Linked DNA regions of Homo sapiens: region 2 is linked to region 1. The links are chromatin contacts, found by Hi-C or POLR2A ChIA-PET in ENCODE. All regions are on one chromosome and are shown on one strand. The core of a region is the stretch at or near the end of the contact, and the rest is flanking DNA. Distances in the headings are between cores, read along the strand shown.

What was found. Hi-C counts contacts between places; a loop is a spot of excess contacts on that map. ChIA-PET counts read pairs that join two places held with the same protein, here RNA polymerase II (POLR2A). Pooled maps may share reads with other maps.
Region 2: a pooled map shows a loop between it and region 1 (2.9-fold over the local background). The contact joins the promoter of HCG9 here to the promoter of HCG17 in region 1. A Hi-C loop is called at or near these places in 1 of 37 single-sample maps with no recorded cell type and 8 of 50 pooled maps. POLR2A ChIA-PET finds 5 or more read pairs at or near these places in 2 of 52 experiments (WTC11 and naive thymus-derived CD4-positive, alpha-beta T cell).

The regions. Positions count from the first base shown.
Region 1 is chr6:30,323,443-30,330,637 of GRCh38, forward strand. HCG17 (HLA complex group 17) reads right to left here and starts at 2,692. Exons shown (of 5, transcript NR_052012.1): 1 at 2,567-2,692. It overlaps TRIM39 (tripartite motif containing 39), which reads left to right and starts at 3,485. Exons shown (of 8, transcript NM_001369521.2): 1 at 3,485-3,553; 2 at 5,447-5,599; 3 at 5,869-6,328. The coding sequence starts at 5,876. HCG18 (HLA complex group 18) reads right to left here and starts at 3,714. Exons shown (of 3, transcript NR_102327.1): 1 at 2,709-3,714. It overlaps TRIM39-RPP21 (TRIM39-RPP21 readthrough), which reads left to right and starts at 5,869. Exons shown (of 10, transcript NM_001199119.1): 1 at 5,869-6,328. The coding sequence starts at 5,876. RefSeq lists enhancers at 1,521-2,164, 5,402-6,601.
Region 2 is chr6:29,970,337-29,976,364 of GRCh38, forward strand. HCG9 (HLA complex group 9) reads left to right here and starts at 4,779. Exons shown (of 3, transcript NR_028032.1): 1 at 4,779-5,181. It also overlaps the pseudogene MICD. RefSeq lists enhancers at 4,556-5,206, 5,207-5,856.

The sequences.
Region 1 (7,195 bases), core at 1,442-3,941:
GTTCTTCCTTTCTAATAAACTTTCCTTTTTTCAAACCTATACTGTTTGTAGGTATGGTAAATTCATTTTACCAACCTGCGAGTTGACCACTTCCCGGTGCCAGGGCTCTGACACCTTGCCAGGCACTTACGGAAAGATAATTGTAAAAATCTAATAGAATTTTAAATTTCCATGCCTTCGAACCCAGCAGCCAAACTTCCAGAAATTTATCCTACTAATATAATGGCACGACGATCTAAAGAGATATGTACAAGGATGTTCTCGACAGCCTTTATTTAATAAGATGTGGAAAGAACCTTAAATGTCTACTCAAAATTGTTGAATAAATCACATGTCTACAAAATGAATAATGCAGACTTTAAAAAGAGTGAGGTAGCTCTATGTCACCAAACTGGAACAATAAAAGCCACTATAAAGTATAAAAAGCAAGCTGAAGACTGTCTCTATGTTTGAAATTTTTCATAATAAAAAATGAAAAAAATGGAGGGGGATTAGATATATTGCCTTTTCATGAGTAAGAATCTCACAAGTCTTGGACAATTAAACCCCGCCTTCATCCCTCCCATCTCATCATATCTGACCTCAACCAGTTTCCTACCTACACTGCTTATATGCCCATTTGCTCTATATGACTCAGTCATTTCAAGATTGCTTCTGTTTTCCCTTATTGATATAAAAATATTAAAAATGTATATTTAAAATTTGTTTAATTACATCCCATTATTACAGTTCATTTTTGCATATTCCTGTGTTGAAAATCCTTTGGTATAAATCAACATCAAAACTCGGTGTTATTCCACTTTTCTTGAACTGTAATCCTTTTTAAACAAGGAATATACCTTTTCTTGTTTAGAGAATATACGTACATTCATAAATCTTGGCAACTTTCAAAGGCCATAACAAATTTGTGTTAAGAATTCAGATCCCCTTTATTATTGTGGTAAACAGACAGATGAAATTAAGAGATTATAGCTTGTTTTCACTCTCTCCCAATTACTATCGCTTGAAAAATACCGGATATTTCATTATTATCCTGTCCGGAGTCGGCAAACTACGGTCTACTATCTGTCTTCGTATACGTCAAAAGCTAAGAATGGTTTTTACATTTTTAAATGACTGGGGAGGGAGGGCCAGAATCCAAGGGGAGTATTTAATGACACTTGAAAATGTTATTAAATTCAAATTTTAGCATCCATAATAAAGTTTCATTGACACACAGCCATGCTCATTTAGCTTTTGTTTGTTTTTGGAGACAGAGTCTCGCTCTGTCGCCCAGGCTGGAGTGCAGTGGCGAGATCTCGGCTCACTGCAACCTCTGCCTCCTGCTTTCAAGCCATTCTCCTGCCTCCGCCTTCCAGGTAGCTGGGATTACAGGTGCGCGCCACACGCGCCACACGCCCGGCTAATTTTTGTCTCTACTAAAAAGTAGAGACAGGGTTTCGCTATGTTGGCCAGGCTGGTCTCAAACTCCTGACCTCAGGTGATCCACCCGCCTCGGCCTCCCAAAGTGATAGGATTACAGGCGTGAGCCACCGCGCCCAGCCTTCATTTAGTACTGTCTAATGATGTTTTCATACTGCAAGGAGAAAGCTGAGTATGGACCACAAGGCCAAAAAGATGTCCTCTCTGGCTCTCTACAGCAAAGATTTGCCAAGCCCTGTTATATGTCATACTACTTGCGCTTCATAATTTTATAGTTTTACCTAGACAGTCTCCCTTTTTTCCTTCCATATTCAGCATAAAATCCCCTTAATATCAGTCTCTAGGCAAGCACATTCTTCACAGTCCTTAGAACTGGACCTCCTCTTGTTAATTTCCTTAGTCTAATCACATTCCTCCTGGTTATCTACAAACAGAAAGCCAGAAAGGAGGGCTATCAACATCTTAAGCGCCACAAATTAACAAATCAAAACCAAATCTCTCTCTCCCTCCGAAGCCACGGCTAAGGAGGCTCACTGCCCAGTTAGTGGCTTTCAAACTACCCTTACAAGTGAGACATCTTGTGAATTAGAACAAGTGCTGCTGCTAAAATCCCTAACGGCTACATAGCAATGTGAAAAAAGGTATCAAATGTAATTTTCTCAAATTTAATCTTCTTCAATTCTTGGCACAAAAAAAGGAACAGTAAAGGTAGACAACTGTAATTAGCATGTGTGATCCCAAATCTTTATACCTTAGATACTGGATTATATTTTCAGCAAGTAAATAGTTTCTGGCTCCCAAGATGAGAGGTTAAATAATGCAGGGTGTTTGTAAACAGCAGCACAATTTACACCGGAAATTAGGGCCCTTTCTCACCGAGGAGAGTACAGCAAAATCTGCTCATCTCTTTCAATGAATATTCTCCATGACTAGTGCTGGCGGCGGGGAGGCGGAGCAAGCTATCTTTTCTACCAGCCGTGTCACACCCCTCCTAGCACTAACCCCTCCTCCTCAGCCTTTTCACACCTCTACCCACTACTAGCCCCTCCCCAGCCCCATCACCTCTTCCCGGGCCCCTCACACCTCTCCCAGCATACTCTTCCCCAGCCTCATCACCTCACCCACTTCCTCCAAAATCACTGACCTGCTAAGCTTCCAGCAGCAGGCGGGCAAAGCAGGGAGGCTGTAATGCAAAAGTCCGCAGTCCCTACACAAACACTATCTGCTCCTGCGGAGAAACTCAAGTCACAGCCCCAGAAGTGGAAAGAACAGGCCTTGGCTCTCACCCAGTTAACAAGCGTTTATCCAGCGCACGTGTTGCGGTCGGACCCCATGCGAAGGAGCTAAGGACACAAAGGTGAGCAGCAGAGACGCGGTTCCAGCTCTCCCCCGGCTCCCACTCCAGCGGGATAGGTAGATAATTTCGGTAAATTTCGCCAAGCAGGGGCAGGACAAAGAGTATTTGAAGTCTACCGCGGGGAGAACTTACCTAATCCTTGAATGTTAAAAGGCTAAAAACTCCACTAGTCGGAAGTGACGTGCCAGCTTAGCCCCGCAGGTCCGCCACGTAATTGGCCGCCGCCACAGCTAGCCACCCTCTCCCCAGACTGGCCCGAAGAGAGGAAAAGTGTGGAAGTCCACAAGCCGCCCCCGCCCCGCCCTCTTCGTCGACTTTCAGCTGCACCGGGAGGCGGCGGCGCCTGGCCAGAGCCGGGGCCTGGAGCCTGGACTAGACAGCCTCGCCGGCCGGGGCGCCAGTCCAGCGCCCTGCGGGCAATGGGCTTCAGCGCTCGAGCACGCGCATGCGCGGGCCTGTATCTCCAGAGGATTCCTCGGGTCACCTGGACGCCAGCATCTCAGCCACCTGCCCCTCTGGGTCCCTTCTTGCCCTTGATTCCCCCTGCTGCTTCTCATCGCCAGCCCTCCTCCTCCTTCTTCCGCAGGCACCGCTAGACCCGGCCGCGGCCGCCCGCCGACACCCCAGCTTCCACTGACACGAGCCTCGGCGCGGCTTCCGCTTCCGGCGAGTATTGTGTGTCGCGCCGCGGGGCGGGGGCGAGGGGAGGAGGAAGGAGGGAGGCAGCGCTCCGGCGGCTCCGCGCCCCGCACTCCCGGACCCGAAGCCGGGAAGGTAGGTGCTGTCCCGCCGCCGCGCCCGAGCCTGGGGCCTGCGCTCGCCGGCCGGCTCCGCAAGCCGCGTCCCAGCGCCCCGCGACTGCGTCACCGGCCCCCCGCACGTAACCACAGCTGCCTCCGCCCGCCTCGGGCCCGGGCGGACGTTTTGCCGCCCCGGCGACGTCAGCGCGTCCGGCGTTGCTTGGCTACCCCGCCGTTCCCCCGTCCCGCTGCTGCTCACCTCCCCGGGTGAAACTCTGACGCAGTCACCGCGGGTCTCGGCAGCGTCATAGCGGCGGGCATCCCATCTGCACGTCACACCTCTTTCTCACCTGGACACGCATCCCTTCCTACCCTGCCAGCCACGACGTTTCCTCTTTCCCCTCTCCAATGCCCCAGCCCCAGATCTGGCGGAAGAAGATGGAGAACGGGGGTGGGACAGAGTTGTGGACAACCTCTCAGGAGAGGGTCGCAAGGTGGGACCCTGAACAGTGGTAGAAACAAAATGAGATTGTCCCTGAAGTTTGCCCTTCAGCTGAGACACAAGGAGTAGAGGAAGAGGAAGGACTAACGCAGAGGCACTCAAGGTCTCACTATGACTGTAGTTGAGAGTCCTCTCCCTTCTTCCCTAACCCTTTCCCCATTTCTCTCACCACTTCTTTGCCAGTCTAGATCCGTCCTGGTGCCTTACTGTGCATACAGTTCTACTCGTCTCAGGTGAGGAGGCCACTTAATTTGTAAAAGACTGAGGAAGGGGTAGGATCACCACAAGTCAAAGTTGGATTCCCACAGATAGAAATCATCTGACTGAACTTCTCTCCTATTGCTGACAGAAGAAATTCAAATCCAAAGAAGTTATCAGTTCCTACTCCAAATCAAACACATTTGTGTGTGCCAACAATATATACAGGAACAATTGTTGTTAACCTACCTCATTACATGGCCACTTATCTCTCAGCACATAGATCTACCAAATTTCCTTCCTTCCAGTAGGTCCCTGGAGAAGGATGGGGGTCGGGAGGAGAAAAGGTTATGGGGATAGTTAAATCAACTTACCCATGGCTAAAAGTATGGATGTTTTAAGGATGGAGTAGGGGGCCAGCCTTGTGTTTTATAAATCTCTCCTATGCATTTCCAATTCTTCTGAGGCTGCGCTTGAGGGAGATCTCATTGCCTCTTTTGTGTCTCTTAATTCGCAACCACTCCAGGACCTATAAGTTGGAGACACACTATGCCCAGGGTGTTAGTTATCAATAGCTATATTGAAAGATTCCAGTCACTACAAATAGACTCGTTGCTCTCTTTTCAAGAAGTCGTTGGCCTGAGCTCAGCAATATTTAATATGGTTGCCATAATTTATCAGTTTTCAGCAGTTCTGAGTGTCCAGATGAACACAAGAGAAATGGAATGTTGCGTGAAATGTCATTCCAAGAAGAGAGCAGATTTCCTTTAGGCTAGTCTGATGGATAAAAGGAAGAATAATTTCAGATTTTCCTGAAAAGAGGAGGTTGCCTTTGCCTCATTCATTCCATTTGTTAGCCTTTAGAGCAGTGGTATCTAACCCTTTCAATATGAGGACTCTCTTTGCTTATCTGTGGTGGCTGATAAAAATTATGCATGGACCTTCTGTGGTGGTGATAGAACAAAAGTTATGCATGGACTTTTTTTTTTTTAAGCTTATCAGCTGTCATTAGTGTCAATGTATTTTATGTCTGGCCCAAGACACTTCTTCCAGTGGGCCCAGGGAAGCCAAAAGGTTGGATATTGTGATTTAGAAGAATGAGAGAACAGTGTCAGAGAATCAAGCTTAGACTCCAGTGGATTAATCATAAAGCTCTTATAACATTAAACTTTAAAATATGGTTAATTTAAGAAATGTTAATATTTTTATGACTTTTTTACTTCTCAGATTCCTTTCTTGTCTGTTAGAAACGTATGTCAAACGAGGATACAGTGTCTGGAACTATTGGTTCTAAGATATAAGTGGAATGAGCCTGGATCAGGAGAAGTATGCTGAGCTAGAGTTGAAGGAAGCTTCTCTTTCTAACAAGAGAAAGCAGAGGTAAGAGACAAGATAGATCAATTGGGGGTTGTGTGTCAGTTTACTAACAAGAAAAAAAAGGTTGATGGCTGGGAGTCACAAGTTTTGAAAATGGAGAAACAAAGAGGTTGAATTGATTGGAAGAGAAGATGGAGAATAACAAGAAGGGGCAAATCTGGAGTTAGGACTTAACATAGGGATAAATGTCGGGTCAGGGATGCAAAAAAAAAAAAAAGAAAAAACCTCCAATTAATATTTTTATTTTCTCTGTCCTCTTCCCCACTCCCAAGTTAAATTATGGCAGAGACAAGTCTGTTAGAGGCTGGGGCCTCTGCAGCCTCTACAGCTGCGGCTTTGGAGAACTTACAGGTGGAGGCGAGCTGCTCTGTGTGCCTGGAGTATCTGAAGGAACCTGTCATCATTGAGTGTGGGCACAACTTCTGCAAAGCTTGCATCACCCGCTGGTGGGAGGACCTAGAGAGGGACTTCCCTTGTCCTGTCTGTCGAAAGACATCCCGCTACCGCAGTCTCCGACCTAATCGGCAACTAGGCAGTATGGTGGAAATTGCCAAGCAGCTCCAGGCCGTCAAGCGGAAGATCCGGGATGAGAGCCTCTGCCCCCAACACCATGAGGCCCTCAGCCTTTTCTGTTATGAGGACCAGGAGGCTGTATGCTTGATATGTGCAATTTCCCACACCCACCGGGCCCACACCGTTGTGCCACTGGACGATGCTACACAGGAGTACAAGGTGGGGAAGCAGACACACGATGTCAGTGTGGGTAAAAAGGGAGAAGCGGCAGAGGATGAGATACTCCCTAGGTAGAGATCGTAAGCTCCTACTACTCACTTTGTATTCTCAGAGCTGCATATGCAGGGGCACACAGTATGTGTGATCAGTTGTCCTCTAGCCTGAAAAAGAGCAATGGTGAGAAGTGCCCTAAAATTTCTCTCTGACTTTTGCAATACATGTGAGTCTTATGGGTGAATATTGGTATGTGTGGTCATATTTTTCATAAATGAATGAAACCACATGGAAAAGATTAAACTTAGGAAGAACTGAAAAGTAGTCTGGTTTCTTCATTCTGCCTGCCTGCTCAGAATGCTCCTTGTTTTCACACTGGTTATTGGGCATAGGTAATATCGCTTGAGACTGATACCTACCGGACTAAGCTGAACCATTCAATTGTTTGCAGCTTCTCTAGGTAATGGGTAACATGGCATATCATTTAACTTACTGCTGAGACAAAGGAAAATGTTTGAATAAAGGGAACAGAGATATGAATGTGTTAGCATTTTATCATATACTTTGCTTAGTTATGTTACTCTTGAAAACAAGATTTCAGGTAACTTACAGTATAATAACCATGTTTTTATTGTAGGTGGACAGAGGTGGATGGGAGGACAGGTTTAAAGAGAGATATTAGGGTACAGAAGGTTGCTTGGATGGTAATAGGCAGTTGCCTCAGTAAGAAAATGGAAAGAGTTGAGAAAGGACACAGAGTTGATGACAGCTATCTCAGATTCAGTAAAAGGACAGTTGGGTGAGCAGAGAAGGTGATGTGGACAGGCTAGTGGCAGGAGGAGGGACTGTAGAAAGTTGACATCCCAAATGACA
Region 2 (6,028 bases), core at 3,529-6,028, 350 kb before region 1:
GGGTTTGAATGGGTGAGTTTCTTTCTCACAGGGATGTAGATGGCAACGTGGCTCTCATTCCCCTCCCAAATACCCCAACTTTCATCGCCTGTTCCAGAAGCCTTGTCACCTACAAGCCTATCTGCACAGAAGGTATGAGGGGACCCTACAGCCCAGACAGGGACCCTCCCATCTCTAGCAACTGTCCCCTTTTCTCACCTGGACCCTCTGCACCTGATGTTGTCTTCTTCTTGCATCAAAGGACACAGAGAATAATAATACTACTAATAATACTAATGATGATGAAAGCAGCAACAGCAGCAACATATGGAATGGCTGGTCATCAACTCTGAAGCACCAGGGCCATCCCTGAAAAAAAGGGCCTATTACACACTGGGCACCCACAGCCACAGCCGTTCCTGCTGCCCCCACCCTGGCCTGATCCTCCTTATGTTGGAACCCTCAAGGGTGGTCCCAGGTTCACTAGAGGACACAGGGTGAGTGCTGTGATTCCTGCTGTATCCCATGGAGCAGATGACCCTCTGCTCCTCTCCTTGGGGAATCCTGCAGGCCACCTCTGTGTGGTAGGTCCCATCCCATTGGACAGAACACCCCAAGACTGCTGGGCATCCTGGCTCAAAGACGCCCCATCCTGTCACCAGGTCAGAGAGATATTCTGGAGATACAAGCCAGAGCCCAGCATATCAGGGTGATGTTGCCCTCCAGGGCCTCACTGCAGGCCACACTCATGGTGGAGGAGTGGGGGACTGGAGAAGAAAGGGCAGAGACAATGAGGCACATGGCCAAACCCTGCTCCCCTCTAATGGAGATGCAGGGAATAGGGCTGGTCCGCTCCACTGCTCCGACTCTGGCAGAAGTCCTCACGGACCCCAGACCTTCTGCAAGTCTGTCCTCACCCTGGGGACCAATTCCTCAAGGCTGGCAGAAGGATGGGCCTCGAGACTGTGTCTTTATGCTCTGGGATCCCTGCATTGATGCTGAGGAGGGGAATGTCAGGGCTGGGCTCCTGGTACATGGGGCCAGAGGGAACTCTTAGGGATGGGCAGGCTGGGAAGCAGATGGGGCAGCCTTGGCCCTGGGGGCTTCCTCTCCTGCCTGACACCCACCCAGGTTCAGGCTTCTGTCAGAGGGCCCACTGCTTCCCCAGATTGTGACACTGGACCCTTCAATCCCTGACCCACTGTCTTTTTCCAGTGGCTCTAACAGGAGAGAAAAATCAGGATATAACACACCAACAGAAAACACATGCATCCATAGCACAAGGAGGGTTTCCCTGGACAGAGTTGGGGGTCGGGGTGACTCTAGTGGAATAGGGGAGAGGAAAGCCCCTACCCAGGCCCAGTACCTGCTCTCCTGACACCCACACAGGATTCCAGATACTGCTGTAGTTTCTGCCTGCAGTCTACCCATATAGGGTGAGAGTGTGTCTCGGCCGGCATAGCATCTTCCTTCTAGAAATTTGTGATGTTCATAGCAAAGGTCTGAGTTCTGGAGGACTGGGATACTGTCCATTCCTGAGTCTCCAGGTTGAGAGAGAGGAAGAGCTACCCATAAGAGTAGGAAAGCCTAGAGCCCCTGGTGCTGCTGGCTTCCTGATCTCACAACCCCTAATCTCCTGGAGGGAATGCAAGGCTACCCCCACCCAGCAGTTCCAAGTGAGGAACTCAGACCAGAGGAGACCCCTCCCTGGCCCTCCTCCATGCCTTTCTGTGTGGGCTGAGTGCCAGGTTACCTCCCCACCGAGCTCTGCTGACCCCTATTCCTCACCCCTGCCCCCAGCCAGATCCAGTGGGGACAGACAGGTCCCTGCTCTCTGCCCCCAGCTCTCCTGGAAAAGGTCTCCCATCACTCTTGCCTGCTGCCACCTCTCACCTCCCTTCTGTCCCTTGATATATGCCAGGGCCCTTCTGAGGTCCTGCCCATTCTCTGTCAAGTCCTCAGTCTCTGTGTCCCAGGTCTCAGCTCCCAGAACTGCTTCTGCCCACTGTCCCCGGGACCCAGCCCTGCCTTTCTGCCTGTTGAAGAGCAGGAAGGGCTGACCATCCAGATGTCCCTCAGCAAGAAACCCTGACTGCACAGATCCATCCCGGGACAGCACCGTGAGGTTGTAATGAAGACTGTGGGGCCCTGGGGAACAAGAAACCACGGATGAAACTTCTTCCTGGAAGTAACTTCACATTGATGTTTAACACACAGGTCTGCTGTCTCAACCTTTCTGAGGAGGCAGGAAATGTACATATGCAAAGGGACAAGAATGAGGATTTCAGATACAAGGAAAACTGGGAGGGCAGGAGGATGGAGGAGCAGACTGAGGAACAGAAGAAGGGGGAATGGAGATGGCAAACATGTAGGCCAGCTGCCAAGGCAGGGTGGCTACAGGCCACCTAAGGGTATAGGGAGGAGGCCAAGGAGAGAGGCTGCCCTGCAGTGGTGAGGGAGGAGCACGAAGGCAGTGGTGGAAGGAAGGTCTTGCCAGAGGGGAGGGTGGAAATGGGAAGGGACCCAGGCTCAGAGGGACCCATGACCAGCATGGCTGTGCTACACAGGTGAGGGTGAGATGGAGTCGCGGGCCGCTGCCTTTGAGGAAGGCTCATCATGTACAAGATGGGAGTAAGGGAGGATCAGTGCATCTTTTCCAGAAACAGTGCCAGGAAAACGACATTCACATGCAAAAAGAAATGAAGTTGGACTCCTGACTTACACCACATATACAAGTTAACTCTAAATAAATCAAAGACCTACACTCAGGAACTAAAACTGAAAAATTCTTAGAATGAAACATTGGGAATAATCTTCATGACATAGGTTTTGACAACACTTTTATGGATATAACACCAAAGCACAGACAACAAAGAAAAAATTGATAAGTTGGACCCATCAAAATAAAAAAAATTGAGCATTAAAAAACACAATCTGCAGAGTGAAAAAGCAACCATTAGAATGGAAGAAAATATTTGCAAATCATTTATCTAATAAAAGATTAATATCCAGAATACATAAAGAATTCCTGTAACACAAACATAAGACTCAAAAAAACTATGTAGGCAAAGAATTTGAATAGCCAATTCTCCGAAGAAGACATACAAATGGCCAATAGACACATGAAAAGATGCTCAACATCTGTAGTTATTAGGGAAATGCAAATCAAAACTGCAATGGGCTACTACTTCACACCAATTAGGATGGCTATAATCAAATACACACACACACACACACGCACACACAGAGAGAGAGAGAGAGAGAGAGAGAGAAAGCAAGTTTGGCAAAGAGGTAGAGAAACTGGAACATTTGTGTAGTACATTGGGAAAGACAAAGTGGGGCACCTGCTATGGAAATCAGTGTGTTGCTTCCTCCAAAAACTAAAAAATTAATTACTATGTAATCCAGAAATTCTACATCTGGGTATTTACCCAAAAGAAATGAAAGCAGGAACATTAAAAAGATATTTGAACACTCATGTTCATAGCAGCATAATTCCCAATAACCAAATTCATAGAGACAGAAAGTAGAACCAGTGGTTCCAGGGGCCAGGGGGAAGGAGGAATGGGGAGCTACTGTTTAGTAGGCACAGAGTTTCAGGATGCACAAAAATGTGAATGTACTTAATGCCACTGAACTGTACACTTTTAAATGGTGAAAATAGTGAACTTTATATGTATATTTTACAACAATTAAACAACAAAAAAGAAATTGTCACCGCGTACCAAACAATAATATAGAATTAGAAAGAGGCTGGGGTCCTGGTCAGAGAGAAAAAAACCAAGGCCTGAGGAAGGGCCTTCAGAGAGGAGTGGTGCTGAAGGCGGAGCAGTCACACTCCAAAAGAGGGCTCAGGTTAGAAAACCCTCACAGGAGGAAGGTGGTGCTGGGAGAAGGCCCAGAGGAGGGGATGACCACAGCCCACTATGTGGTAAGTGAAGATTTTGGATATGAAGTCTAGGAACTGACAGCCCACCGGGGTCAAGGAACCGAAAGAGGATGAGGGTCAAGGAGCCGTTGGACTAGAGCCTGTTTTGGGTCTGGGTGGGGGTGAGGAGATGGGCAGGGCAAGGACTAAAGGGTGGCATGAGAAGGAAGTGGGGGTGACCCTGGGAGAACTTGGGGTAAAGTGAGAACAGGAAGGGAGGGGTTGTCTGGGGGAGGGTGGGGTTTGGGGAAGGTGAGAACTTGCTGAGGGCCGAAGGCAGCTGGTCAAGAGGTGGGAACAGCATAAGGTCCCAAGGCAGAGAGGGGCAGAGGGACCAGGGAGGGATGGTCCAGCACCTGAGGGTTTCAGGGTGGGGTCCTCAAGAGGGTGAGGCTGAGGATGAAGGAGTGGGGAACGGGTCACCTGAGGCAGGGCCCAGAGCAGGCATCTGCACTGGAGGGGAGGGGGCATCTGCGCTGCCCTGCGCCCTGCCTAAGGCCCAACTTTCATTAGCACCAGGGCTCCCCTTAAGTGGCCTGGAGGGGAGTGGGATGGAGGGAAGACTCCCCCGACAAAAGGCAGCACCAGAAAGTTAGGGTCAGGGACAGCTGGGAATGGAGAGGCATAGGGGCAGCACTGGGTGAAGGCTGCTTGTAGGAAAGGCCCATAAGGGAGGCAGGAGGGACGGGAGCAGGGGATGAGGGCAGAGGACACCCTACAAATGGATCAGAGAACTGCAGATAGAAAGGGGTAGCAGGGAGCAGGGAGGGCAACAGGACCCAGGGGGCCATGAGAAAGGAAGCTGAGGAAGTAGGAGGGAACTTGGTGTCCTTAGATCATTGGAGTCCACAGTAGCTGGGAGGGTTGACAGAGAGGAAAGAACCCTGGGAACGGGAGGCGAAGGGATAATGAGCTGGGGATGGGAGCAGTCGCAGGAAGAATCCTCTGCCTGGAGCCGGCAGGCTCCAACCCCTCAGCTTGAGAGTCAGGAGCCCCATAGTCCCCACAGCAATAGGAAGCACCAGCTCCTGGTCCCGAAAAAAGGAGGGCCCCAACTCCAGGGACTGCGGCCCGCCCTGGAGCTGAGAACACGCGGACTCCAGGGAGAGGACAGGGCTTCAGGGACCCGAGAGCCGCTCTGAGCACCGGGGGATGTGACTGCCTCAGCGGCAGAGCTGGAAGGGCCCTCGAATGCCATTCACAGGAACAGCCCAGGAACCCAGGGACTTCAGAAGGGCTGGTTTGTCCGAAAAGTGAGAGGAGGCGGAGGAGAGGTGAGGAGAGCAAGTGCAAGAAGAGACCAGAAAGTGCAGGGGGTGGGGGTGATGCGCGATCCCGAGGAGGACTGAAAAGAGACTGAAAAGCAGGGCTGAGGAGTGGCGGCAACCGGCAGCGTCCAGCTCCCGCACCTCGCTGCACATCGCACCTGAGCCCCGCCGCGACCGCATCGCGCTCGCTGCGACCCATTCAGACCCCCCAGAAACGCCAAGCCGCTCCCGCTCTAGCCGAGGGCTAGAACAATCCTGCCACCTCAGCCTCCTGAGTAGTTGGGACTACAAGCGAGTGCCACCACGTCCAGCTGTCATTTACCATCTGGTACCAACCCCCATTAGACAATGAACCATCCATGATCACGAACTGTGTCCCTTCCATCTTCGTCAGCTTTAGGAGCATTTTTTTTCCCAATGGAACTCCACCTATGATTACTAACCATTCCCCAGGACCCCTAGCCTACACTTTTCTGTAGATGAAAATGTCATACACCACAGAGTTTTAACAATTACTTAGTTTTCCCATCCACATTCACTGATTATTTATTTCGAGCATTATCATTTATTGAGCACAGCAGGGACTGGGGTCTTGTCCCCACCTTAGAGGGATTATTTACACTGCTAAAGGTCACAAGGGTAGTGAGGGGCAGAGAGGGAGATGGACCCAGCTCTCCTGACGCTGGTCCCAAGCTCTTCCCTCCACAGTGTCTACCCTCTCTCGAGGACTTTTTCTCCCTGCGGCAGTTCCAGCAAAGGATCTCATTCAGCTCACCCCCAAGAAGACTTTTAATACTTCAATGACGATGATACTAATAATAATATGCAAAGTTTGTTCCAACGCATTTAGAGG